2 separate regions of the Homo sapiens genome follow, and region 2 is linked to region 1. Evidence: chromatin loops called from intact Hi-C (ENCODE). Cell type or tissue: heart right ventricle. All regions are shown on one strand. Each heading gives the region's core, and the rest is flanking DNA. Links, peaks and the distances in the headings are about the cores only. Region 1 holds the start of CDKN2AIPNL (CDKN2A interacting protein N-terminal like). Region 2 has its middle 33 kb from the start of LINC02999.

What was found. Peaks named below come from ENCODE experiments on the same cell type or tissue, not always from the same donor. Only the 100,000 strongest peaks of a DNase experiment are listed, where the experiment ranks them.
Region 2: a loop joins it to region 1, with 7 times the contacts of the local background. A loop is called at or near these places in 50 of 110 quality-filtered maps.

Annotation. Positions count from the first base shown.
Region 1 is chr5:134,406,052-134,417,666 of GRCh38, forward strand. CDKN2AIPNL (CDKN2A interacting protein N-terminal like) reads right to left here and starts at 5,830. Exons shown (of 3, transcript NM_080656.3): 1 at 5,565-5,830; 2 at 3,852-3,951. The coding sequence starts at 5,803. RefSeq lists enhancers at 5,222-5,960, 5,484-5,973, 5,961-6,698. In heart right ventricle, for the core only: CTCF peaks have their summits at 5,933 and 6,140; a DNase peak (open chromatin) is centred at 5,900; H3K4me3 peaks cover 2,373 bases; H3K27ac peaks cover 1,756 bases.
Region 2 is chr5:134,461,793-134,473,407 of GRCh38, forward strand. No RefSeq gene overlaps it. Among named protein-coding and RNA genes, the nearest start is that of LINC02999, 33 kb to the left of the region's middle. In heart right ventricle, for the core only: a CTCF peak has its summit at 4,994; DNase peaks (open chromatin) are centred at 3,455, 4,199 and 4,759; H3K4me3 peaks cover 1,740 bases; H3K27ac peaks cover 3,917 bases.

The sequences.
Region 1 (11,615 bases), core at 1,294-9,293:
AAAAGAAAAAAAATCATATACTGCAACTGTCCAACAAATTCCACCTGTCAGAAACCAATGCTCATTTCTTTTCTCAGACTTAAAAAAAGAGCTGGACAGATTGCAGAGATCTACTTGCCTCAAAGCTGCAGAATAGCCATAAAGTATTTTTAAAATCTTAAAGAGCTTATGTCTCCAAATCATCATCACTGTCTGTCTTGAGATACCAACAATGCCAGGCAATTTACTTCCACTTGGTAGCTAGCTTTAAAACCCAACTAAACTCTAATTTTTTAGCTAAAGCATCAATTCTGGGCAGAACAACAACAGACGTTTTCAGGTGTATGGCTGGACATCAGGAGTATTTTGTCTATGGGCTGGCAATGTTGCCTAATGTTTTTCAGCATCCTCTGTCATGTGTGCAAAAACTGCAGGCAAAGGATGAAACTGCTGCAAAGTCCTCATGGCTCTCTTTCCAGTGGCATTCAATGGAGAGGGGACAGCCTTCAATACCACACAAATTTGTCATGGTACATAGATCAGATGACTCGTTCTCAGAATGGGCTTATCTGGAAGAGTCTTAAAGATTCACCAGGCACAGTGACTCACACCAGCACTTTGGGAGGCTGAGGCAGGTGGATCATTTGAGACCAGCCTGGGGAACATAGCAAAACCCAGTCTCTACAAAAATTAGCCAAGCATGGTGGTACACACCTGTAGTCCCAGCTACTGGGGAGGCTAAGGTGCAAGGATCACTTGAGCCTGGCAGGTCAAGGCTGCGGGTAGCCGTGAGCAAGCCACTGCACTCCAGCCTGAGCCACAGAGAGAGACCCCTGTCTGAAAACAAAACTGGCAAAACTCTATGCACCCTCTAAGTATCTCACTTTTCAGGATCAGCTGAATTTCACTTAGAGTGGCATCAACAGACTAAAGTTAAACCTGGCTACTTAGAAAAACATAAGTTTTATTTGAAGGAAGTTGCAACACACAATTCAAAAATGCTATAGAAGTATGGCCTCTATATAGGCTTCTTCCACATAGCTAACTGCTAATGATTAGTAAGATGGCGGCACTGGTTTCAAGAAGATAATTTCATGCCTGAGGACTCTTCTCTGTAGACTCACACTGTGCAATGACAGTGTCAAGAATGAACATCCCAGGGCAGGGGCTCTGTACATTTTTTAGGTATAAGACCCCTTTAGGATGTTTCAGAAAGACCCTTCCTAACACACACACACACACACACACACACACACACACACACACACTTCACACTGGTCTATAGATAATGTTTGGGACGTGCCAAACCTCCTTAGTCTCCTACTGGGGTCTGCAGCCCAATGTCATTAGGTGTTCTGATCTCTAATACCCAACATGACTGGAAAGAGTTCAGATACCTTTCAGAAAACATATAAGACAGAGAAGTATAATGGAGAACTGATATAAAAAATCAGAAAACCTTGCTGGGCACAGTGGCTAACGCATGTAATCCCAGCACTTTGGGAAGCTGAGGTGGGTGGATCACCTGAGGTCAGGAGTTCGAGAACAACTTGGCCAACATGGTGAAACCTCATCTCTACTAAAAAATACAAAAAATAGCCGCGCGTGGTGGCAGGCGCCTGTAATCCCAGCTTCTTGGGACGCTGAGGCAAGGGATCGCTTAAACTCGCGAGGCAGAGGTTGCAGTGAGCTGAACCATTGCACTCCAGCCTGGGCAACAAGAGCAAAACTCCATCTCAAAAAAAAAAAAAAAGGAAAATCAGAAAACCTCTTAGAAACAAAAAGGAAAGAATCTATCACAAGCAGTTAAAAAATAAAGGCTCGGCCAGGTGCAGTGGCTCACGCCTGTAATCCTAGCACTTTGGGAAGCTGGGCAGATCACTTGAGGCCAGGAGTTCAAGACCAGCCTGGACAACATGGCAAAACCCTTTCTCTACTAAAAATACAAAAATTAGCTGGGTATGGTGGCACCCGGCTGTAATCCCAGCTACTGGGGAGGCTGTGGCGCTAGAATCACTTGAGCCTGGGAGGCAGAGGTTGCAGTGAGCTGAGATCGTGCCACTGCACTCCAGCCTGGGTGACAAAGTGAGCCTCTATCTAAAAAATAAATTAAAAATAAAGGCTCACCTCATTCCCTGCCTACCTCTGCCCCTGCCCCTGCCCCATAAGGTATACTCCAGTAGCCAGAAACTATCTAGCTCCTCCCTGGCTGGGCCCCAAGAACCTTACTATAGAACACCCAAGGACTGCCCAGTATTTTTTTAAGTATTACATGAGAAGATCCAAAAAGCCACACACTCCCAATTCACACTGCTCCCTGGCTAAAAACAGTAGCCCCTTTTTAACAGCTGATTTTAGTCCTGGTGCGGTGGCTCACACCTGTAATCCCAGCACTTTGGGAGGCCGAGGCGGGCGGATCACGAGGTCAGGAGATCGAGACCATCCTGGCTAACACGGTGAAACCCCGTCTCTACTAAAAATACAAAAAAAAAAAAAAAAAAAAAATTGGCTGGGCGTGGTGGCAGGCGCCTGTAGTCCCAGCTACTCAGGAGGCTGAGGCAGGAGAATGGTGTGAACCTGGGAGGCAGAGCTTGCAGTGAGCCCAGATCGCACCACCTCACTCCAGCCTGGGCGACACAGGGAGACTCCCTCTCAAAAACAAACAAACAAACAAACAAAAACAAAAAAACAGCTGATTTTACTTACTGATTTTTTGTCAGGAGTACTGTGTTGAGGTAACAGCTGATTTTAAAACATAATAGCATCTCGAAAACCAACCTGAAGCTTTTCCCCAGGTTCAGATTAAAACTAAAAGAATACTTTTTTAAGAAAAACAAACCATCCTGAAAATCAAGTGGGGTGTACTATTTGGGACTGAAATACTTTATGAGCAACTGAGAATCTGATTAGTTCCTTGACACCCATATGGAAGAGGACCTCTATATGTGCCCCACCTCCCAAGACAAGACCTAAATGTGGAGGAATGGGCTTACCTATGTTTCTAAGGGCAGACCTAAAAAGGGGCCAGCAGCTTTTTACTCTACTGCTTCAGTCGATTTTATAAGTATTTTCTGAGTACCTTCTCTGGGGTATAAGTATACTAGGTTTGGGAGTTGTAAAGACTAAATAGAACTTTAGACACCATCTGTAAGGTCACAACTGCTTTAAAAGAGCCCTGGATAAAGTGCCAAAGGAACTTCAGAAGATAAGCGAGCAATTAATTCTGCTGCCTGAGCAGACAAATGTGAAACAAGCATGTTTTGGAGGTGATTCTGAAAAGTATTAATAGCTGGGATGCCCAGCTCCATATTCTGAGGTTCTTTCTGCCACATTCTGTAGCCCCAGCTCCAGTGTCCAGATTCAAGACTCTAGGCAAGACTCACTGTAAAAAGCCCATCGCCTGAGATCAGACCCCAAAGGGTAGAGAACAGCTATGCCATCGACATTGCTCCAGGCACGTTCTTATCAGCAAATCACAGAAGCCAAACAAGTCAGGTCGGCACTCACACCGGCACTCACACCTGGGGTAAGGATGAGTCTTACCAATGAGATTTTTTAACAAGTAGGAAACTTAAGTATTCTAGCCAACATCTTTTTAAACATCAAGCAAAAATCTCAAAACAATGTTCCTAAACAACCGGAAGAGGTTAAGCTTATGTGTTACCTCATCAACAATGCATAATTTACCACAGTGAGTTGTCAACTATTTATGAAAAGGCTTATACCAATTATGGGGAAATAAAAATGAAAGGGTATAGGTCTTTGGGGCAGTAAAGAGCATTCAAAAACAATATACTCTAATATAGTGTCATCAAGGCAGGGACTGTTAACTCTACACCATTTCATCACATGCACTTGGAAATCCTATTTACCTTTTTCATTAATTCACTTCTGGTAGTAAATTGTGGCAGGTCTTCCACTTCAATCCCATCGGCCATTTCCATCACCTTGTCTAAAAGGTCTTTATTGTAACTGCACAATAAAAAGTAGTAAGGTAAAAACCTTGGAACAATTGTCACTGTGGATTAATAAGAAACTGCAGGTTGCTCAACTATAAAATCAGCTCTCAGAGAACTGACCTGATACTGCAGGGCAAACCTATACATGTTCCCCACAAGGTTTTGAGATGGAGTCTTGCTCTGTCCCCCAGGTTGGAGTGCAGTGGTGTGATCTCGGCTCACTGCAACCTCCACCTCCCAGGTTCAAGCAATTCTCCTGCCTCAGCCTCCCGAGTAGCTGGGATTACAGGCGTGTGCCACCACGCCTGGCTAATTTTTTATTTTTAGTAGAGACAGGGTTTCACCATGTTGGCCAGGCTGGTCTCCAACTCCTGACCTCAAGTGATCCTCCTCCCAAAGTGCTAGGATTACTGGCGTGAGACACCGTGCCTGGCCCTGTGAACACTTCTTGCTTGTAGATACAGAAGTGGACTTCAGAAATACCAGTACAGCAGATGTTTCAAGATTTAGAAGAACAGAGGCACTGTACATCCAGCAACAGATATTCTCAGATACAGGATGAGGACCAAAATATTTTTATTTTTTAAATACATGGAATGTTAGTCTAACAAAAACATTATTTATTTCCCCAATTCTCTGACATTTGCCTAACCATGGAAAACCAGGATTTCCCAGGAGCACCTAGAAGGCAGGGAAAAGGGACGGGTGCCTCTGGCATTGCTTCCCTACGTACTGTTCTAATAAACCCCAATATGTGAAGCAAAACCAAGTGGCTTAGGCCTGCAGGGGCCAAATGACCAGAGTCAGGCAGCCATAATAGGTATAGAAACCAAGATCAAACCAAGTCACCCTATTTTCCTAACACAATTTCAGGAAAATCGAAGCTCTCTAATAGGGAGTCTCAAGATTTGCCACCTTCCTCATGGAGGGGTGAAAGGAATGCCTTATCAGGCACTTCAAAAGCGGGCCTTTGTCCTTTTGGTGCTGCAGCCAGGATGAAGTGGGCTTTGAGACCTTCACAAAAAGGCATCGGCCATTTTCATAAGAGGGAAAGCAGAGAGGTGAAGCTGGTTCCTACTTAGGACCCCGTGGGCTGTGGAGTGAGGAGAAAAAGCCATAGGATACAGATTACATCCTCTCATTAGTGATTAAAATCCATCAATCCTGCCAGAAGCTGCATGGCCCCAGGTATATCACTTCTCTCCCTAAGCTTTTTCATCTGTAAAATGGGGATCTCCGTTTCTCTCTCTGCACGTTTGCCATGTAGGTGACAGGGGCTAACGGACTTCGAATGCATACTGCAAAGGTGATGGTTTGAGCTAATAATAATAGTAATACAAATAACAATAGCAACCTTTGAACCCGCCATGTATTTAGCTCTTCACCCTTTAATTATTACAGCCATCATAACCACCCTTTTACCAGAAGAGAAAACTGAGGCTCAAAGATAAGGATCTTTCCAAGGGGCCTCCAGGGTGGGAATCAGTCTTCGGGCCGACCAATGCGGATGGAGGTTGGGCCCGGGTTCAGTCTGGGGCAGAGGTTCGGGTCAGGGGTGAGCCCTGGGAGAGGCCTTGAGGGTCGGAAGATAGGGGACAGGATCAGCCGGCCGGCAGGGGTCCGCACCTGCAGCCTAGGAAGAGATGGTTGGCCCAGACCATGGAGAGGGAGAGCAGCTGGTCCAGGCGGCCACTGCCGTCGGGCGGGTCGCGGTAGTCGGGCAGGTGGCGCAGGATGAATTCCATGCGGGCCTTCCATTGCTTCTCGCTCTCTGAGTAGGAGCGGAACTGCTCCGCGAAGTCGGCCGCCTGCCGCACCCCCGAAACCAGCTCCTCCACTGCGGCAGCCGCCTCGCCACCGACCATGGTGCCCGCCGCAGCCGAGGACCGGATAGCCCGCCGCCTTCCCGACGCGCACTGCGCCACCGCCTGCCGGCCAGAGGGGCCCCATCAGCGCACGACTGCTCCAGAAGACCAACCTGGAGCGCCCTCGCCCGGAGCGGCGGCCTGCGGGGGCACAGAGCGGCTCCTGGCTCCTCAGACCGCCGCAGCCCGTGGCTCCTGCCCTGGGTCTACCCAGGGCTACAAGGGTCTTTTGCGGTCGACCCTGCGGGGAACCGGTGGGAAAACTGAGGTCCCTAAACACAGATTCGGAGCGCCCTCTTCCAGTTGGCAGCTGGATGCCAGCCAGAGCTATGCTGTGCCCTTGCCCTGAGAGTTTCCCGGGCACCGCCTCATCCTGAGCGACATCAGGGGGCCCGGGTCACGGTCGACTTCCAGGGGTCTCCACAGCCACGAAGGTTGGGGCCCGCCTTCCTGGAGCGAGTAATCCATCCATCCCGTGAATACTTGCCAGGCACATTGCTAGGTGCTGGAGAGGCAATGAGAGCACATTCGGAGCCCTGCTCGCCTGAACTTTACCATGGAGTGGAGGAGTGGACATTAGTGACATAATTGCTCAAGTAAATGGAGAATTTCAGCGTTGACAAGTATTAGTAAAGAGAAGTTCAGCGTGCTACAACCATGAATAAGCAAGGGACCCAATCTAGTCTTGGGGTCAGGGAAGTGATCCTGGAGAAGTGAAGAATGAGCAGTTTTCTGAGTAAAGGGGAGTCGGTCAAAGCAAGAGAGAGCATGGCCTGGTAAGAGAATTGCAAGATAGGGGGTAGGAGGGGTTGGGGGGCGGGGCAGGGCAGGTAGAGAATGGAGAAGATGAAGTTGCAGAGGTCAGCAAGGCCAGTAGGCCAGGCAGGGATCCTGGCTAGATCCCAAGAATGGGGAGCCGCTGAAGGATTTTAACCAGAACAGTGACACCTGTGTTTACAAAAGATGCTGGAAGGAGCCAGAAACAATGTGTCCAGAGGAAATGAGCAAGTTTGGACTTGGTTTTAAATAGAGACAGGGTTTCGCCATGTTGCCCAGGCTGGTCTCGAACTCCTGAGCTCAAGTGATCCGTCTCCCTCAGCCTCCCAAAATGCTGGGATTACAGGTATGAGCCATCGTAACTGGCTGGACCTGAAAGTTTTTATTTAGCTGGCATGACTCTGCTGTCTGTTCGAGTCTCAGGTAGCAGACACACTGAGAGAAAAAAGAGCTTCCTTTTAAGTGGTGAATTTTCCATCCCTGGAAGCATTCAACTACAGTAACTGGGTGTTGGGGCTCAGAAACCAACACCCCAAAATGTATTTTGACATGCTGAACTGATGAAGAAGCCTCAAGGTCTCTGTGACCTCCGCCACCAACACACACTCCTGTCTGTCAATTCTTTGTTCCTCCCAAAGCACAAGATGAAGTTGTTCCCTTATCTGCCTAAATTTAGTCCAGAACGCCAAAGGAAACAATTATCTCTGGTTCCCTCCCTGAGTTTTCATTAAGTGAATTTGTTTTGCAGGAGGAAAGACTGAAGTATGGTCAACACACTAGGACAGACTTTTGTCACAAACCCTTGTCTCCTCTGCAGGCCCAACAGACTTTGTCCCAGGCCATTGCATGTTCTTCAAGCCCATTGAATTACCCTAAAAATCATTTACTACCCATCTAAAATATTCACACTCTGGATGATGGGGTAATCACTCTGTGATTAACTATGCACATTAATAAACTTGTATGTCTTTTCTCTTTTTTTTTTTTTTTTGAGAGCAAATTTCACTCTTTTTGCCCAGGCTGGAGTGCAATGGTGTGATCTCTGCTCACCGCAACTTCTGCCTCCCAGGTTCAAGTGATTCTCCTGCCTCAGCCTCCTGAGTAGCTGGGATTACAGGCACCTGACATCACGCCCGGCTAATTTTGTATCTTTAGTAGAAACGGGGTTTCACCATGTTGACCAGGCTGGTCTCGAACCCCTGATCTCAGGTGGTCCAAGCTCCTCGGCCTCCCAAAATGATGGGATTATAGGCGTGAGCCACAGTGCCTGGCTGCCTTTTCTCCTCTTAATCTGCCTTTTGTCAATTGATTTTCACTAACCTTCAGAGAGCAAAGGAAAGTTTTCCCTTCACACAAAGAGTCACTTGAGCCTTCACCAGCTTTGAGAGATTATTGACCTAATAGGCTTCCCCATTGCCCCCAGTCAAATGTGAGGTTGGGGTACAGAGGTGAGCCTAGAATCCACGATCTAGGGCTCCAGTGCAGGTCCTGTATTGTGAGTGTGGCCTGTGGGGAGAGCTGATTACATCCTGTCTGCTGCTTCTGCAGCTTCTTTTGGGGCATCAGGGTCCCCAGAAATCAGAGACTCAACAAAGCATGGAAATACAGGGCAGTCCGCATAGAATGAACCTGAAGACCCAGCACCAAGCTCAGTGATATGGCATAATGGTTAACAACAGGGAGGCATGATATTCATGCAAATGTGGGCAAGCAAAGTGTCAACAGGCCTGTGAGACCAAAGACAGAGTTAGCTACTCCCAGCAATCAGGAATTGGTGCACAGACCTAAAAGTCCCAAAAGTGAGTGCAGATCCCACGTCCTGAGAGGCTCGTTAAAATGACAGACTCCCCCAGGCTCACCATTGGATGTTCAGATTCAAGGCCCCAGGTAATTCTGCTTCCACCTGCCGCTGACCAAACTTAGAAAAACTCAAAGTTAGACTGGGAGTGGTGGCTCATGCCTGCAATCCCAGCACTTTGGGAGGCCGAGGCGGGCAGATCACGAGGTCAGGAGATCGAGACCATCCTGGCTAACACGGTGAAACCCCGTCTCTACTAAAAATACAAAAAATAACCAGGCGTGGTGGTGGGCACCTGTAATCCCAGCTGCTTGGGAGGCTGAGGCAGGAGAATGGCGTGAACCCAGGAGGCAGAGGTTGCAGTGAGCTGAGATCGCACCAATGCACTCCAGCCTGGGTGACAGAGTGAGACTCCGTCTCAAAAAAAGAAAAACTCAAAGTTGTTGAGGGTTCTCTGAGCTAAAGTCTTGGTCACCTGATTGTATAGTACAGAGGTTAGCTCAGAAAGTCTTGGTCACCTGATTGTATAGTACAGAGGTTAGCTCAGAAATAGGAACCCAGGCTCTGCAAATAGCAGCTGCAGTTACACAGCCAATCCTGCCTATGGGGTGTGAAAAAGCTAAAGGTCATGCAGCAACTACCTTATTTAGCATATCTGTGACAATTATGGAGCATATGCATATACATAACATACGGACGAACATATTCAGACATGCATACAATTGTAAACCCAAAAGTGCACAAATAGGTATTCTTTTTTTTTTTTTTAATACAGAATCTTGCTCTGCCATACAGGCTGGAGTGCAGTGCCACATCATGGCTGACTGCAGCCTTGACCTCCCAGGTTCAAGAAATCCTCCCACCTCAGCCTCCATGAGTAGCTGGGACTACAGGTGTGTGCCACAATGCCTGGCTAATTTTTAAGTTTTTCATAGAGTTGGGATCTTGCTATGTTATCCAGGCTGGTCTCAAACTCCCGGGCTCAAGTGATCCTCTTGCCTCAGCCTCCCAAGGTGCTAGGATTACAGGCATGAGCCACTACACCTGGCCAGGTATTCTTTCTTTAAAAAAAAATTGTGATGTTGTTAACATTATGCTTTCAAAATGCTAAGCAGTATAAAATATTGGCCAGGCACAGTGGCTCACAGGCCTGTAATCCCAGCACTTTGGGAGGCTGAGGCAGGCGGATCACCTGAGGTCAGGAGTTCGAGACCAGCTTGGCCAACATAGCGAAACCCTGTCTCTACTAAAAATACAAAATTAGCCAGGTGTGGTAGCACGTACCTGTAATCCCAGCTACTCAGGAGGCTGAGGCAGAAGAATCGCTTGAACCTGAGAGGCAGAGGTTCCAGTGAGCTGAGATCGCACGATTGCACTGTAGCCTGGGCAACAGAGCAAGACTGTCTCAAAAAAAAAAATTGTTAATGGCCACACACAGTGAGACCCTCATCTCTACAAACAATTACAAAATTAGCTGGGCATGGTGGTATACACCTATAGTTCCAGCTGCTTGGGAGGCTGAAACAGGATGATCGGTTGAGCCCAGGAGTTCAAAGCTGCAGTGAGCTATAGTAGCAACACTGCATTTCTGCCTGGGAGACAGAGAAAGACCTTGTCTCAAAAACAAACAAACAAAAAAGTTAATAATTAACACTTCACAGAACAATGTGGCAAGTCCAGTTATTGACCAGTTTGTTGTTTCTAACTTTTTTTCATGATTCAGACTTTTTTTTTTGAGACAGATTCTCACTCTGTTGCCCAGGCTGTAGTGCAGTGGCGTGATCTCAGCTCACTGCAACCTCCGCCTCCCAGGTTCAAGCGATTCCCGTGCCTCAGCATTCCAAGTAGCTGGGACTACAGGGACTTGCCAGCACGCCTGGCTAATTTTTGTATTTTTAGTAGAGACGGGGGTTTCACCGTGTTAGCCAGACTGGTCTCGAATTCCTGACCTCGGGTGATCTTCCCGCCTCAGCCTCCCAAAGTGCTGGGATTATAGGTGTGAGCCACCGTGCCCAGCTGTGTTTAACTTTTTGAACAAACTGTTTTCCACAGTGTCTGAACTACTCTCCACAGTGCTACTGGTAATGCATGAGGGTTCCAACTTCCTCACATTCTTGCCAACACTTAGTATTTTCCCTTTTTTAATTTTTAAATTATAGCCATCCTAGGGGGTACAAAGTGATACCTCATTGTTGTTTTGATTTGCATTTTTCTAATAAGTAATGATCCTGAGCATCTTTCTTGTGCTTATTGGCCGTGTGTATATCTTTTTGGGGACATGTCTATTCAGATCGCTTGCCCCCTTTTTTTCCTCTTTCTTTTTTCCCTTTGTTAGAGTTAATTTTTTGTTTATGAAATATTTCAGGCCAGGCGCGGTGGCTGACGCCTGTAATCTCAGCAGTTTGGGAGGCCAAGGTGGGCAGATCATGAGGTCAGGAGATCGAGACCATCCTGGCTAACATGGTGAAACCCCGTTTCTATTAAAAATACAAAAAATTAGCCGGGCGTGGTAGCAGGCGCCCGTAGTCCCAGCTGCTCTGGAGGCTGAGGCAGGAGAATGGTGTGAACCCAGGAGGCAGAGCTTGCAGTGAGCCACAGAGCTTGCAGTGAGCCAAGATCACGCCACTGCACTCCAGCCTGGGTGACAGAGCAAGACTCCATCTCAAGGAAAAAAAAAAGAAAAGAAAAGAAAAGAAAAAAAAGAAAAAAATATATATATTTCAAACATATGGAAAATTATGGAGAATAATGTAACAGACACCACATTACCTGCTCCAACAACATGAACCTTTCCCATATTTGCTTTGAGGTGTTGTTGTTGCTGTTTAATAGACTTTTTTTTTTTTAGAGCTGTTTTAGGTTCAAAGCAAAACAATAAAGGTGCCAGGCGCGTAGCTCATGCCTGTAATCACAGCACTTTGAGGGGCCAAGGCAGGAGGATTGCTTGAGCCCAGGAGTTCATGACCAGCCTGGCCAACATGGTGAAACCCCATCTCTACAAAAACTACAATAATTAGCTGGGAGTAATGGCACTTGCCTGTAGTGCCAGCTACTCAGGAGGCTGAGGCAGGAGGATTGCTTGAGCCCAGGAGTTCAAGGCTACAGTGAGCTATGATTTAAAAAGGACACTAAAGGATGTAAGATTTTACTCCTACTTTCAACCTAACAAGTATCCATACAACAATTTCAAAGGATACTGGCAAAAGACACAGATCTTGAGACAAAGACAAAGATCTT
Region 2 (11,615 bases), core at 1,969-9,968, 56 kb after region 1:
GTCATCATTTTAAGGGCTAAAAAGAAGATTATTTTATTCCCAAATATCTCCCTTCTCTGTCTGTTATTCATTCCAAAAACCCACCGTCTCCTTTGCGAGCTTTGGTTAAGCATTGTCCTAGTCGGATACACTTGAAAAGTAGCTAGGAAAACAATGAGTTTCTCATCTTTCATGGAGGGATGCATTTCTCTGATGCCACAGTCCCTGAAGACCCTTTCCCCAGAGCTGACCCTGCCCCATAAATTGAGACCCCCTGGCAGCACCCTTGCCTGCTGCCCCCAGTGCTGTGCCCAGATGATTCCAACCTGTTGGACTAAAGCCCAGACAAAGACATCAACAGACACATCCCATTGCTAATAGGAGCCTGAGCTGTCATTGGCCCAAGCAGGGACACTGACACTCAGCTATGCCGTCCCCTATTTTATCTGACACCTGTTTGCTAAACCCTTAACTATGTAGCAGGAACTTTGATAGGCTGGGAGGCAGGGAGTGGGCAAAGGAGGGTTAGCCATGTTATTGCTCCATAGGGTCCCCACAGGCCAGCAGCATCCTTATAGACATGGCCTTGGGGTTCCTCGCCAGCAAAATCCTCAAGGAGGGGGCTTGCCCTGGGGAGCCAGGCAAGGAGGGCAGATGGTGGGAGGTTCAGCCAGGCCTCCAGCACTCCCTTTACAACCTTAACAAGATGGCAGTGCCATCTGATGCCTGGTCAGACAGGCTGACCAGAGAGTGCAGTACTCTCAAGTTCAAGGGAAAATAGGATGTTGGGTTTCCTACCAGGCTCAAAAGCAGAGAGCTAGCAATAAATCAAGAACTGGAAAGTGATGTCAGTGCTTCAAACTAGATTTCCAAGCTTGGGAAACAATTGTGCATTAAAATCCATCGGAGGAAAAAAAAAACTATTAAAACTTCAGGAGAAATTCTTTGCTATAAATTAGATTTTTCTGCCAAGCAGGATAATTCAATAATTTCCCCTTGACATTCTCGAGATTGCTCTTTGAGCGGAATTACGATGCTTTGAAGTTGGGAGTGATTTGTTTCCAAGGAAAGATGAAGAGTCGACTGAGAGTGGAGGTGAGAGGGCAGGGATGGAGCTCTTCAAACCAAAGGGGATGGGGCCCCTCTTTGGGGTCTCAGTACCACTGCATGGAGGCTGGGAGGACTGCAATGCAGTCCATCCTCCAGGAGATGGCTCAGGCCAGACCACGACTCCGACATGAGAATGTGGGGGTCCTGAGAAGGCCTTGGCATCCTCCAGTATCATCTTGTAGCTGGGGCAGCCTCAGCCTTACAGCTTCCCTGAAAAACTGTCTAAAACCTTCCTCAATCCTTCTGAAACCAGATCTGGGTTCAGGTAACAGGGTAACAGACCCTCCCGGTCTTCCTTTGCTGTGCAAGATACAGCACCAGCCACAGGGCCTTTCCTACATCCTGTCTCCAGTAAGTTGGGGCCTTGATCCTAGTCCCTGTCAACCCTGCTCTCTCTGCACAAGACCCAACACAACCAAAGCTACCCTGGCCGGACAGGGCAGCTAGAAGGGGGAGACAGAGCATGTCAGGCAAAGGTGGGGATCTTGGAGGACTGGGCACAATTGGTCTGGCCATTGGGTATCAGCCTCCAAGACAACCGTGGGGGAAGGAGATAGGGCAAGGGCGAGGCACCAGAACCAGAACCTGGCAGGACAGGGCTCCAGAGTCAGCCTGCCTGGCTCGTCCACTGGCAAATCTCTTAACCTCTCCAAGCCTTGATTTTTGCATCTGTAAAGTGGGGGTAATAACAGTACCTGCCTTACAGACAGAGCTAAATGTGACAATGCGTGTGAAGCACTTCATGCTATGCCGTGTACACAGAAGCGGTGGCCAGTAGTATCTTCAGGACACAGGTCCCCTATTCCCAGACCACAGCCCCTCCCATTGCAAGAAACCCATCTTCTGTAGCCCCTACTCAGTTCCCTTTCTCTCTCCCTCCTCTCGCACCCAAACTTGCCTGTCCTTGGGGACTTACCTCCTCCACACAGAGCTGCCAAGTATGATGTCTACGTAGAGCTGGGCTGCCCACTGGGCACTGTCACTTATTTGACCATTTGCCCACCATGGTCACTGGTTGCTATCAACAACTCTCACCAGAAGGGTGGTTGATCTCGAGAATGTCAAGGGGAAATTCTTGAATTATCCTGGTTGGCAGAAAAATCTAATTTATAGCAAAGCATTTCTCTCATTTTATGGAAGCTCTGGGAGTGAAGCGGTATTTTTCAAAGTCACATATTTGGGAAAAGAGGTTGGAGCTAGGACTGGGGCCCAGGTCAGACCAACTCAACCACAGAGCAGCGTCTCATCTCAAGACTTCCTCCTCCCTCCCTCCATCCCTCCCTTCCTTTCTTCCCATGAATCAGAGCCTCCCAGAGCCCACGCACTGGTTACTGAGACAGTGGCAAACAGAGGCAGGGGCACATGGGAGTACCCTTATTTCCAATGTTTTCTGAGTCTCCAGGAGGAAGTCCACAGGGCCCAGCAGAAAGAGGTCAAAAGGGAAGGAAGTGGGAGAGTCTCCTTCATTTATTTATTTTATTTTTAGAGACAGGGTCTCACTCTGTCGCCCAGGCTGGAGTGCAGTGGTGCACTCTCAGCTCACTGCAGCTTCAAACTCTTGGTCTCAAGCAACCCTCCTGCCTCAGCATCCTGAGTAGCTGGGAGTACTGGTGCATGCCACTATGCTCGACTACCTTTTTTTTTTTTTTTTTTTTTTGAGAAGGAGTCTCGCTCTGTTGCCCGGGCTGGCATGGCACAATCTCGGCTCACTGCAATCTCCGCCTCCTGGGTTCAAGCAATTCTCCTGCCTCAGCCTCCGGAGCAGCTGGGATTACAGGTGTGCATCACCACACCCTGCTAATTGTATTTTTAGTAGAGATGGGGTTTCACCATGTTGGCCAAGCTGGTTTCAAACTCCTGACCTCAAGTTATCTGCCTGCCTTGGCCTCCCAAAGTGCTGGGATTACAGGAGTGAGCCACCATGTCCAGCCTTGGCTAATTTTTAAATTTTTTGCAGAGACAGGGTCTTGCTTTGTTGCCCAGGATGGTTTCAAACTCCTGGCTTCCAGCAACGCTCTCACCTTGGCCTCCCAAAGTGGAAAGTTTCCATCTAAGCAGTTGTCAGATAAGCCACTCACTTGTATACTGCCTGCCTCATAGAAGAGAGGAGTTTGGCGTTTGAAAGGTTATCTCATCCTCCCCTCTTTTTGAATTGTTTCTTTCATAGGTGCTCCCCCACCCCAAACGACAGACAGCTCACTACCTTGCAGAGCAGCCCTAGGGTGCAGGTTGCCCTTTGCTCCTTGACCCCTCCTGGGGCTCAGACTGGCTTTCTGTAGCATTGTCCTGGCACTGACCTATGGGCAGGGGCCAGCCAGTGGCAGTGGCAGCGACGAGGGCCTGCTGTTGCTCACTTGTCAAGTCCGCAGGTTTCAGGGGCTAACTTGTGAGCAAGCCAGGGGCTTTCTGGATGGAGACTCATCCCTCCAGAGGGCAGGGCTGGGTGTTGGTGTGGGCAGTATTCTGGAGGAGGGTCAGGGGGCCATCCTTGTGCCCAAGAGTTTCCCTCAGAGTGGAGGTCAAGGGGAGCTTAGAGCTGGGAACTTTGCCATCACCTAAAACCAGACTGGACTTGCCTCCAAATGACATACTTGCATTGAGTTAGCTCCCAGGCCAGGAGATGTCCAGGTTCTTGGTTTTGCCCAGTAAGGTACCACCAGGAGACCCACTGGCCCCTCTCAAAGCGGGACATAGGGGCTGGGAAGGGGCAGGAGGGGTCTGGGCGCTTGGAAGCTGCAGCCCCCACCACTCAGTAGCCGTGTGACCTTGTGCAAGTCACTTGGCCTCTCAGAGCCTGTTTCCTTGTCTGTAAGTGGAGGTCATATGGCACCTGCTTCTGAGGCTTGTTGGGGATAACAAACAAGTGACCTGTGAAGTGCCTAGCACAGAGCGAGCGCTCAGAAAGTGCCAGCCTTTGTTATTATATACAGCAAGCGGGGAAACCCGTGGGAAATCCGGGCGCCTCTGGGAAGCTGGGTGTGGTGGGTCGTCCTTCCCGGAGCGGGGGGCGGGGCGTCCCAGGCTCCGCCTCTGCCCATCGCCCCTCCTCCTCGTCCTGCTCCGAGGGGGCCGCGGAGCTTCCTTGCGGCCGGCGGGAGCTGAGTCACGGCGGCCCTGCAAGCGGTTGGCCTTATCTCCGGACTTCGCTGCTCCCGAAAGCCCTCAGCCCGCCTGCCAGGCTACACCTAACTTGCGCCAAGTTCCTCCAGCAGTTCTGGAAATACTCCCAGGGGCCCATCGGCTTGGGGTCCCAGGGAAGGAGGGAGGTCTCCTTCCTGGCTGGCTGGAGCAGTTCCAGAAAGCCCGAGCTTGTGGGCCCCTGGCGGCACGGTGCCTATCTTTCCACCGTTAGCTAAATTTTCCTTGGGGGTAAGGATTGTTTCTCCAGATCTGTCTCAAAATGCACATTCCCCAGGGGTGGAGTGCCACCCGACGCTTTGAAGAGGAAACCAGAAGACTGGAGAACTGGGGCGGATAGATCTTAGGAGCCAAGATGGGGAGAGGGGCTGATGGGGCCGCAGGGATTTGGCAGCCGCCTAAGCTCCCTCAGGCCCCGCCTGCACCTTTCCCAGCCCCCAGGACTCTAGGGGAAGTGGTGGGTGGGGGAGGGGGAAACAGAGCTGACAGATTCTGTAAACAGAGCCGGTTTGGGCCTCGGCCAAGGACGGGGTGTCCTGGCCCAGCCTGGGTGTGAGGCCCATCCGCGGCTCTCCAGGACACCCCGCCCTGCCCGGCTGCCCCGGGGGTGCCCGGCCCAGAGCCAGCTGTAGCCAGGATGTGTCTGACTTGGGATGTGGCCAATTCCCTAGTGGGGAATGTGCCTGGGATTGGGGCGAGGGGTGGGGGTAGCAAAGGAGGGAGCTTCTAAGAACTGTCATTGATCATTCATTCACCCAGTGCCCGGCTCAGCGAAGAGGGCAGCCTCTGGTCCCCGCCTGTGGGAGGTGCCGGTGCTGGATTGTCGCCCCACCCCCGTCTCCATCTCCAATCCTGTCTCTTGCTCTTCTGCTGCCTGAGGCAGAGTCCCCGCGGGGTAGGGAAGCTGAGAGTGGGGCCTCAGGTTCCGAGAGCTCTTCATTGGCCAGGCCTGTCCCCTTGGCTTGTTGCCAAATGTGGTGTTCCATGGCCTCACGATGGCAATTCAGAGATGCAGGAATGCCCTCAAAAAGGGGATGAGGGAGGACAGGCATCCAGGGATACTCAAGGACACTGTTAGAAGCAGGAGCTGTGGTTAGGAGGTGGGGAGAGGACACGGGTGGCCCCGGGACACTGGCACCCCAGCAGGTGGAGGCAGCTGTGGGCTATGCCTTTTAAGATATGGAGAGGAGTTCCTTTGGGAGGAGAGGAGATGGGTTGGCTGAGACTCGTAGGCTGGGGCCAGAGTGCCAGCTACAGATTCTGGACTTTATTGTAGGGGTGAGCATTTCCCAAAATGTGCTCCTGAGTGATCGTGGGTGGGGTGAACAAAAAAGGGTCCTGGGGGCAAATGTATTTGGCAAACACTCTTCAAGAAAGCCTGCAATCCCAGCATTTTGGGAGGCCGAGGCGGGAGGATTACTTGAGCCCAAGAGTTTGAGACCAGCCTGGGCAACATGGTGAAACCCAATCTCTACAAAAATTTTAAAAATTAGCTGGGTGTGGCCGCGCACATCTGTGGTCCCAGTTACTCAGGAGCCTGGGGTGGGAGGCTCACTTAAGCCTGGGCCCAGGTTGAGGCTGCAGTGAGCTATGATTGTGCTACTGCACTTCAGCTCACAGAGTGAAACCATGTCTCAAAAAAAAAAAAAGGAAAAAAAAGAAAAAGCTAAACACCATATACTCCAGGCTTTATCAAAACTTTTATTTCATATGCTAATTAATGAGCATCTTAAAAGAGGGAATAGGGTATTCAGAAGGCTTCCTCACACCTTAACCCTAGCCTCATGGGACTTGTGCTCTTCTGAAAACATTGGAACCCAAGGATTGATAAGTACTTCTTACTTGCTGGCTCTAGCTCAGGTGGAATGAGTGGATACATGTAGACACCAAAGAAAACATGGCTCTTCCCAGAAACCCAGGTTCAATCATCATTTCCTCAAAAGGAGGCCAGCCTGGACACACCTGGATCAAGGGCAGTGGTATAAGAAAATGTTAAATGAATCAAGTCTGGCAGACTTCTCAAGGTTCTGGGTCCCAGACCCCAGGCAATCTCAGGCTCCCTAAATCAGATCCTCAACTCAGCCTCAGTGAGTCCGGGATTCCTGGCCATGGTTGGGGAATCCCATGGTCTCTGCAGAGAACATACTGATCAGAGGTTGTGGCAGGGGCTGCAGCTTGAGGCTGAATTCAGTGTAGTTCCTACACTAGGCCAAATCCTCGGCTGAGCCTTATATGGCCTCATATCTGACTACAAAAAGCATAAGAACAAAGCTGGCCCCCAAACATGGGCTTTCTCATTACCAACTTGGCAAGGCAGTAGCACCCAAGCTGAGCTGCTCAGCGACCCTTCTGACAAAATGCCTCCAGCGCCAGCAAGTCCTGCACCTCAGCTGGGAGGCAGAGGATGACCAGAAGAGCAGCAGAGGAAAGACTGTAGACATGGTACCTTCTTGGACTTGTTCCAAAAATTGTGGCCGGGCACGGTGCCTCATGCCTATAATCCCAGCTACTCGGGAGGCTGAGGCAGGAGAATCACTTGAACCTGGGAGGTGGAGGTTTCAATGAGCCAAGATTGCACTGTTGCAGTCCAATCTGCAGAGTGAGACTCCATCTCAAAAAACAAAAACAAACAAACAAAAAACAGTCACCTGCAGCATCCCCTGGGGCTCCCAGAAATTCTTGGGATATCATGTACGGGGCTGCAGGGTCCCTGCTTGAGCAAGTGGGAATAAGAGTCAGGGACTTTATAGGCATAGGCCGGAACCATGCCTGGGTCCCCTTGTCCTCACAGTCTGGGAAAGCAGTGTGTACATGCCTGCATCCTCTGCATGCTTGCGAGTTACATATAGAAGCTGTAAAATATGGCAAGGTGATGCCCTCTCGTATGCAGTGTAAAAGCAGGCTGAGATGGGAGAGGTCAGTGGGAGCTGGCATCTCCAGGGAAGAGCTCCAAGACGAGGTGGGATGTGGTAAGCCCTTGCAAGTGACTAAGTTTTAGTGGTATAGACAAGAAGATTGACCTGGCCAGTCTGGACAGCATCCAGAGAGAAGCCTGGAGAGGCCCATGGGGTTAGCTTTACCAGCTTCTTTGAGGCACTGAATCTCAGGCTAAGGAATGCAATGGTGTCTTATGGGGGCTTGCAGGATAAGGACCTCCCTTCCATCAAGTCTCACTTCTGCCTCCGTGGCCAGCTGAGCCTCCTGAGTCTTCTTGTATCTTCCTTTTCTCCTTACTCCAGTGTACTCCTCAGCCTGCTACTCTCCGGTTCCCCTACATCATGCTGAAATGGCTGTGGCTGGCATCACCAGAAACCTCCTGGCTTTCAGATCCATAGATTTTTTTTTTATTATACTTTAAGTTTTAGGGTACATGTGCACAATGTGCAGGTTAGTTACATATGTACACATGTGCCATGCTGGTGCACTGCACCCACTAACTCGTCATCTAGCATTAGGTATATCTCTCAATGCTATCCCTCCCCTGTCTCCCCACCCCACAACAGTCCCCAGAGGGTGATGTTCCCCTTCCTGTGTCCATGTGTTCTCATTGTTCAATTCCCACCTATGAGTGAGAATATGCGGTGTTTGGTTTTTTGTTCTTGCGATAGTTTACTGAGAATGATGATTTCCAATTTCATCCATGTCCCTACAAAGGACATGAACTCATCATTTTTAGATTTTTTTTTAAATAACAGCTTGATTGAGATATAATTCACATATTATTCATCCAAAGTGTACAATTGAATGGTTTTTCAAATATTCAGAGTGTGCAACCATTACCACAATCAATGTTAGAACATTTCATCACACCCCCTCCTCAAAAAACTATACCCAGGCCAAGTGTGGTGGCTCACGCCTATAATCCCAGCACTTTGGGAGGCCAAGGTGGGCAGATCACTTGAGGTCAGAAGTTCGAGACCAGCCTGGCCAACATGGTGAAACCCTGCCTCTACTAAAATACAAAAATTAGCTGGGCATGATTTCGGGTGCCTGTAATCTCACCTACTCTGGAGACTGAGGCACAAGAATTGCTTGAACCCAGGAGGCAGAGGCTGCAGTGAGCCAAGATTGCACCATTACATTCCAGCCTGGGTGACAGAGTGAGACTCCATCTCAAAAAAAAAAAAATACATACATATATATAGATAGATATAGATATAGATATAGATATGTATATGTATATACCCATTAGCAGGTACTCCACTTTCCCCCTCACGCCCCACCTGCAGCCCTAAGTAACCACTAATCTACTTTCTGTCCTTATGGATTTCCCTATGCTGGACTTTTTTTTTTGAGACAGTTTTGCTCTTCTTGCCCAGGCTGGAGTACAATGGCACGATCTCAGCTGACTGCAACCTCCTCCTCCCAGGTTCAAGCAATTCTGCCTCAGCCTCCTGAGTAGCTGGGATTACAGGCATGCATCATCACACCCGGCTAATTTTGTATTTTTAGTAGAGACGGGGTTTCTCCATGTTGGTCAGGGCTGGTCTCGAACTCCCGACCTCAGGTGATCGCCTGCCTCAGCCTCCCAAAGTGCTGGGATTACAGGCATGAGCCACCGCACCTGGCCTGGACATTTTCTTTAAATGGAATCTTACAATATGTGGTCTTTTGTGACTTTCACTTATATGTTTTGAAGATTCATCCATGATGTAGCATATATTAGAATTGTATTCCTTTTTATAGATGAGTAATATTCTATTGTATGGATATACCTCATTTTATCTATCAGTTCACAAAAATTTGGATTATTTCTACTTTTTGGATATTACGAATAACACTACTATGAACATTAATGTATAAGTTTTTGTGTGAACATATGGTTTCATTTCTCTTGGGTATACACCCAGGAGTAGAATTGCTGGGTCATATGGTAACTCCATGTTTAAGCTGTGGGAGAACAGTTTAGATTGTTTTCCAAAGCACCTGCACCATTTTACATTCCTACCAGCAGTGTGTGAGGTTTCTAATTTGTATACATCATTGCCAACACTTGTTATTTTCTATCCTTTTGAATGTAGCCATCATAGTGGTATGATTAGTATCTAAATATGGTTTGATTTGCATTTGCCTGATGGCTAATGATATTGAATATATTTTCTTTTATTTATTTGTAAGTTTTTGTAGAGATGGAGTCTCACTATGTTGCCCAGGCTGGTCTCCAACTCCTGGGTTCAAGCGATCCTGCGACCTTGGCTTCCCAAAGGGTTGGGATTACAGGCATAAGCCGCCGCACCCAGGCCCTGAGTATATTTTCATTGGCCATTTGTATATCTTCTTTGGAGAAATGTCTATTCAGATCATTTGCCCATTTTTAAAAACTGGGTTGTCTTTTCATTATTGAGTTATAAGGGTTTTTTACATATTTTAGATACAAGTCTCTTGTCAGATACATGATTTGTAAGACTTTTCTGGATTGTCTTACACGTTCTTAGTGATGTCATCTGCTGCAGCAAATTTTTAATGTTGATGAAGTCCAATTTAACTATTTTTCCTTTTTTTTTTTTGAGACAGGGGCTCACTTTGTCACATGGGCTGGAGCACAGTGGCGCAACCTCAGCTCACTGCAGCCTCAGCCTCCTGGGATCAAGCAATCCTCCCACCTCAGCCCTCCAAGTAGCTGGGACTACAGGCATGGGCCACCACAGCCAGCTAATTTTTTTGTATTTTTTGTAGGGACAGGGCTTCACCATGTTGCCCAGGCTGGTCTTGAACTCCTGAGCTCAAGTGATCCCCACCTCAGTCTCCCAAAGTGCTAGGGTTACAGGCATGAGCCACCGTACCCAACCAATCTATTTTTCCTTTGTTTGCTTGTGACTTTGGTTTCATAGCTTAGAAACCATTGATGAATCCAGATAAAGATTTACATCTATGTTTTCTTCTAAGAATTTGTATTAGTCCATTTTCACGCTGCTGATAAAGACATACCCAGGACTGGGCAATTTACAAAAGAAAGAGGTTTATTGGACTTACAGTCCAACGTGGCTGGGGAGGCCTCACAATCATGGTCAAAGGAAGGAGGAGCAAGTCACATCTTACGTGGATGGCAGCAGGCAAAGAGAGAGCTTGTGCAGGGAAACTCTGCCTTATAAAGCCATCAAATCTCATGAGACTTATTCACTATCATGAGAACAGCATGGGAAAGACCTGCCCCCATGATTCATTACCTACCACCAGGTCCCTCCCACACATGTGGGAAATCAAGATGAGATTTTGATGGGGACACAGACAAACAATGTCAGAGTTATAGAGTTTTAGCTCTCACACTTAAGTCTTTGATCCATTTTGAGTAATTTTTTGCATATGGTATGAGACAGCGGTCCACTTTCATTTTTTTTTTTTTGAGACAGGATCTCACTGCGTCGCTCAGGCTGTAGTGCAGTGGTGCAATCTCGGCTCACCACAACCTCTGCCTCCCTGGTTCAAGCAATTCTCCTGCCTCTGCCTCCCAAGTAGCTGGGACTATAGGCATGCACCATCATGCCAGGCTAATTTTTGTATTTGTAGTAGAGACAGGGTTTCACCACATTGGCCAGGCTGGTCTCAAACTCCTGACCTCAGGTGATCTGCCCACCTCGGCCTCCCAAAGTGCTGGGATTACAGGCATGAGCCACCGCACCTGGCCCCAGTTTTATTCTTTTGCATGTGAATATCTAGTTGCCTCTGCACTATTCATTGAAAAGATTATTATTTCCCCCATTGAACTGTTTTGACATCTTTGTCAAAAATCAGTTAACCTGGCTGGGCACAGTGGTTCATGCCTGTAATCCCAGCACTTTGGGAGGCCAAGGTGACAGATCACCTGAGGTCAGGCATTTGAGACCAGCCTGGCCAACATGGTGAAACCCAGTCTCTACTAAAAATACAAAAATTAACCAGGCATGGTGGTGCATGCCTGTAATCTCAGCTCCTCAGGAGGCTGAGGCAGGAGAATCTATTAAACCCAGGAGGCGGAGGTTGCGGTAAGCCGCTATCGCGCCACTGCACTCCAGCCTGGGCAACAAGAGTGAAACTCCATCTCAAAAAAAAAAAAAAAAAAAAAAAATCAGTCGACCTTAAATATAAGGGCCAATTTCTGGATTCTTGGTTCTATTCTATTGATCTATGTGTCTAATCCTTCACCAGTACCACAAAGTTGTAATTACTGTAGCTTTGCTGTAAGTTTTGGAAGTGAGAAGTGGCAGTCCTCCAACTGTTTTTTCAGATTATTTTGCCAATTCTGGTTCCCTTGCATTTCCACATGACCTTTAGGATTAACTTGTCAATTTCTGCAAAGAAACCAGTTGGAATTCCATGGGTATTACATTGTGTCTGTAGATCAATTTAGTGAATATTGCCATTTCAGCAACATTAAGTCCTCTGATCCATGAACATTTCTTTCCATTTAT